Regions from separate parts of the Mus musculus genome. Here region 2 is linked to region 1. The links are chromatin loops, found by intact Hi-C in ENCODE. Cell type or tissue: heart. All regions are shown on one strand.

Region 1 (2,500 bases):
TACACAGGCAGGAGCAGGCGAATCTTGGACTTTTCATCCAGCATGGGCTCCACAGAGTGAGCTCCAGTACAGCAGGGGGTGGGGAAGATACCATACAATGGGAGAAACCAAAACAAACAAAAAGGAAACTATTGCAACAGTGTTCTGCAATCATTTGTAGAAGACAAAAGCAGAAGTGCTTCTTAACTCTATTTGGCAATGAACTTTTGCACACAACAACAACAAAAGCAGGAAATATTTTTAAAAAACATACCTGATCCATGACTGTTATGCAAAATATATAAATTACCCCTCAAACTCAAGAATAAATGTTAAAGTCTGTGAGGGTGCTCCCCAACTCCTGCCTCAGAAATTGTGTTTTAATGCAATTGTTTTTCAAACTTTAAGAATCAATATAATCTTATCAAAGATCCTTGGATGTGAATTAGTAAAAAGTGAGGCTCTTGGGGTAATTCAAATATAAGATCAGACCCTATTTTATTTTATTTTCCACTGTAAATGTTTTCACAATGATTCTTCCAAAAATAAACAAACAAAAAACTCAATTAAGATTTGTTTGTTTTTTTTCTTTTCTTCCAGTTTTCCAGAGTTCTGGGGTTTTTGTTTTTGTTTTTTTTGTTTTTGTTTTGTTTTTGTTTGTTTGTTTTGTTTTTGTTTTTGTTTTTTTGCCTGCATTGAATTTTCACTAGTTATATACCTAGTTGGCTATTACCAGGATCAGAAGGCGTTAAGTCTGGGAGATTTAATGTAATCTATAATTTCTAAAGCCAGGGGCAGCAGGACTCTTAATTCTTGGTCAGAGGAATCAGACCTGAGATATATCTGGCCTTGGGAAAACATGTGAATCCAATTAATTAGCTCATTAATTGGAGATTTCATGATTTCCATTAAAAAATGATTGCAAAAATCTAGCAAGTAAGAAACCCTTTCCTTATTAGTCTGGTTAGCAATTCTAATTCATCTTACAAAATACATGAGACCTCCATTCCTAGAGATATGTCTTTTCTGTCTTGAGGATTAGTTCCTTCACAAAAAGTTCTGAAGTAAGACTTTAAAGATATAACGATTTTTAAAAATTGAAATACAGCAGTTACTATTGACAACAACAGTGGCACATTCAGTGAATACCAGCAACATGTTAGTGTTGTGTTTTTATGTCTTCACTTGTCCTGAGATATTGTTCCCGCCCGCAGGAACTCACACGGGGCACAAGATCCTTCCGTAGCTAATCTTTATTACATGTTGATGAGAAAGACAAAGAAGGCTCAGAAACGTGTTGCTTAAATACCCCCTGGTGTGACGTGTCTATAACCGACTGGCAGCTTCACCCACGATCTCCTATGCCCCTGGATGGGCTAGTGACTTGGCAGGCTTTTGCTCCTTGCACATGCGCACATACCCCTTTCTTTGTTTAGGTGGCATAAGGCACTGCAGAGACAGCGCCATCTTATGATGGTAAATGTTATTGCGGCTCTCCAATTTCACTAGCTTGGATATTTTCAATCATTTGGTAAATTAACTATGAAATGAGATTTTGTTTTCCTGTTAAATTTATAAAATTCTAATACACTTAAATTTTTGTTTTTTTACTGTGTATGTATACACATATGCACAGGCACATACATATTCACAAGTGCAAGCCATGACAAGCATGTAGATATCAGAAGACAACTTTCAGAGTCAATTCTCTTCTGACCTGTGGACTCTGGGGATGTAACTTAAGTGGACAGGTGCCTTCAACAGCAGAGCAATCGCTTAGAACCTGATGCTACTTTGTGAAATGCTCCTTCAATTGGCAATTTGTTTCTTGTTCACTTTCTCTATCTTGTGTAGTCAGTATTTCCTCAGTGTTGGGGTTCAGGAATCGGCACACAAACCATATGAACAGTGATCTCATGCAAAAATAATTCAATGCACACCCTAGTACTGGTCAAAACAGGGATATAGCTTAGAATTATCTGAACTATGACAGTGGATATCATTTTCTGTCTGCTTATAAAGGAAAAACTTCAATGAGCTTGTACACAGGTGCAGTAAGTGCTGCCAAGAGGTCAGCCCTGACTCAAGATATTTTAGACATAACAGTTAATATTTATCTTTGATTCAGTGGGTCCTGCATAAAGTTTTGTGGGATTTCTTAAGATTAGAAAACCTCATACAGGACATTCAGAAGAGACAGAACAAAACAGGGTATGTGGTCAGCATGTCCTTTCTCTGAGTCAAGTCACTTCTCTGTGTCAATGACTGGTAGGCCTGTTACAGCAACAATATGAAATAGCAGGCAGGCATGGAACAAAATGGCTACAGCTATTCTTGGGGGGTGGGGGTGCATCAGACCATAATGCTCATATAGTCCTATTTACCGAAGATATGTTTTTCTAGCCAGCATTTTTTATTTCCTTCTCCTTGTTATTCTTCCACCAAATCTGAATTATCCTTCCTCTTAAAATTGAATGAGCACAGTGGTTTCTGGCACAAACTTTGTGAGATTTTATTTGGG
Region 2 (2,500 bases), 56 kb after region 1:
TTCCCACAATTGGTTCTGGGCAAAACAATGGAACTGATCACGTATCAGAGAGGTAATGGCTACATTTAAAAAGATGTATTTTTAAACTCAAATGAGATTTTCTCTGAGCTTCCCCACGCTCTGGAAACGTGGCCTGAGAAACAGCTTTCTGGCCTCACCATGAAGCGCAGGTTCACCCCTGGGGGGAAGACCGTGCCTCGAAGCTCATTATGGAGACCCACATATTCATTGATAAAGTCTACATCCTCTTCAAGCGGAAGTTTGGCGTTCAAACCTGAGCCCACCAATAGAAGCCACAGTTCACACAGCTTCAGTACTCTTCTTAGCCGTACGTAATTCGACTGGGCACGCCATACTACAGACCAAGGCAGAGAGGCCTTCATGGTCACCGGCGGACAAGCCAGTGTGCGCAGGCGCCAGTCCACCCCTGTGACCTGCCAATCTACGGATCGAGGGAGGGCTCTTAATTGAGAAGAGAAGGAGAAGCAAGAAGCGAGAAGAAAAATGCATGATAAATGTCTACCGAATGACCAAAGACAGATTAAAATTAAATGAGTACATGTTTTTCACAAGACTAATTGAGCACTAGCTAGAGTTGACTTGTGACACCAAAGGCTGTGATCATTCATTGATCAAACATTAGTCTGTGTTGAATGATTAAAAAATCTGAGTTCCCCTGGAAGGGGAAACTGTCTTTCTTCCCATGTTACTAACATTCAGCTCACCTTTGTTTGTTTGTTTGTTTGTTTGTTTTTCTTGTTTATTGAGTTGTGAAGTGTTTTTATAGTTGTCACTCTTTGGGACAGAGCATTCTCTTTAATATTTATCCCGAAATAACTAAAAAGAAGTGAAAATTACCGTTGATTTATGTCATGAAAAGCGGTGAGCCTACAAAAGATGATTCCAGTTGTGCCTTTATTCTTTTAATGCTTACTGCCAGGCAGCACACTAAATGGTTGAGAGGACAAGACATAGCCTGCCCTTTCAAATGGGAATGAAGTGATTTTATATTTGGGAGATATTTTGATACTTGTATGGACCCCATTTATCAGACATATTCTCTAATGTAATATGGACTAGTGATGGTTGCTCTATTCTAAGTATTACCATTCCCTTTTCAGACTATATTCAGTCTTAGGGAGAAACTAAATTCAAGGTCCCAGGCCCTGGGGCAGCTGGGGACTTCCCTATAGCTGATCAGCTTCAGGATAGCTTGCTGGCAGGGTTAAACAAGTTCACAGGCCTTTGTCCCTTTATCTCTCTGAGCTCTGGACCTAAAGTCTAGGAGAAATAACTAAGGATCTTGAAGCCAAGAGCTCCGAATACAGCCCAGTCTCCATCAGATAATCCTTTGTTTAACATATAATGTCAAAATACAATACAGCTCCTGCCCCACCTTACTTTGTGTTCCTATCCTTGAAAATGTTGTACAATCTCCCTTGAGGGATGTGCTTCCAATCCGGAACTGGCCACCTTCCAGAGCGCTCAGAAAATAAAGCTTTCATTTTTAAGCTTCCGTTTCTAAAATGATTTTTTTTTTCAGCTTCCATCCCGAACCTAACAATGGTCACATCTCAATGGAGATTTCAATTATGTTGATAAATATTTCTATGATACTTCCTATAGAGTCCATGACGCTATAAAAGCTGAGAACAGTAGAAATGAGTCTCTCCATCAAGACAGTGAATTACAGTGCAGTTGTGAATATTATTTTAAATTGTTTAAATTAACGTTATAAAACACTTATCATCTGAATCTCCTGAAGCAGATAGAAAGTCAGTTCATGGGGAGGTCAAGTAATTTGTCTAAAAAAGCACTTTTGCCATTAAATCTCAAAGGTAATTTTTCATTTTATTTAGCTTTTTTTTTTCTTTTAACAAAAGATGAGCACTTTAGAGGGAAGTTTGTAGGTTGAGAAGTACAATTATGTCTCACATGATCTCTCTCCTCGAAAAACATAAAGTTTTCTCCACTATCAGCATCCTTTACTGGAGCTAAGCATGGTGCTATTTTCCTCTGAGGCCAGGACTCAGGAGTCTGAGGCAGGAAAATTATGAGTTTTAGACCAGCCTGGGCTACCCAGCAAGTTCAGACTATCTCAGGCTATAATAGTAAGACTATTATAAAAGCAACTCTAAAAGACTATTATCAAAGCAACAAAATGAAAAAAAAAAAAAACCCTCCCCAGTCACATGTCCATTAATAATCCTGTGTACAACAAAAAATCAAAAAGAAAAACAAAAACAACCCATGAGTTAGTGTAATTGTATAGTGTTATAATCAGTGAACCCACAGTGGCGCCTTACTGTGCAGACTTCACAGTTCACATTAAGGTTCATTTGGATGCAATACATTCTGTGGATTTGGACATATGTCTAACAATCTATCATTACATATTACATACCATTGAAATTATTAACTTTCGTGTTAAACAAGGAGAGTTTCACCGACCACAGTGTCACACTTAAACTTCTTCCAGGTCTTTTGTTTGATAGGTCAT

What was found. Peaks named below come from ENCODE experiments on the same cell type or tissue, not always from the same donor. Only the 100,000 strongest peaks of a DNase experiment are listed, where the experiment ranks them.
Region 2: it touches region 1 in a loop (2.7-fold over the local background); 9 of 42 quality-filtered maps call a loop at or near these places.

The regions. Positions count from the first base shown.
Region 1 is chr10:112,137,640-112,140,139 of GRCm38, reverse strand. No RefSeq gene overlaps it. Among named protein-coding and RNA genes, the nearest start is that of Glipr1l3, 21 kb to the left of the region's middle. In heart, a CTCF peak has its summit at 1,453; no DNase peak of the experiment used is centred here; H3K4me3 peaks cover 421 bases.
Region 2 is chr10:112,081,259-112,083,758 of GRCm38, reverse strand. Glipr1l2 (GLI pathogenesis-related 1 like 2) reads right to left here and starts at 405. Exons shown (of 6, transcript NM_026223.2): 1 at 159-405. The coding sequence starts at 383. In heart, no CTCF peak of the experiment used is centred here; no DNase peak of the experiment used is centred here.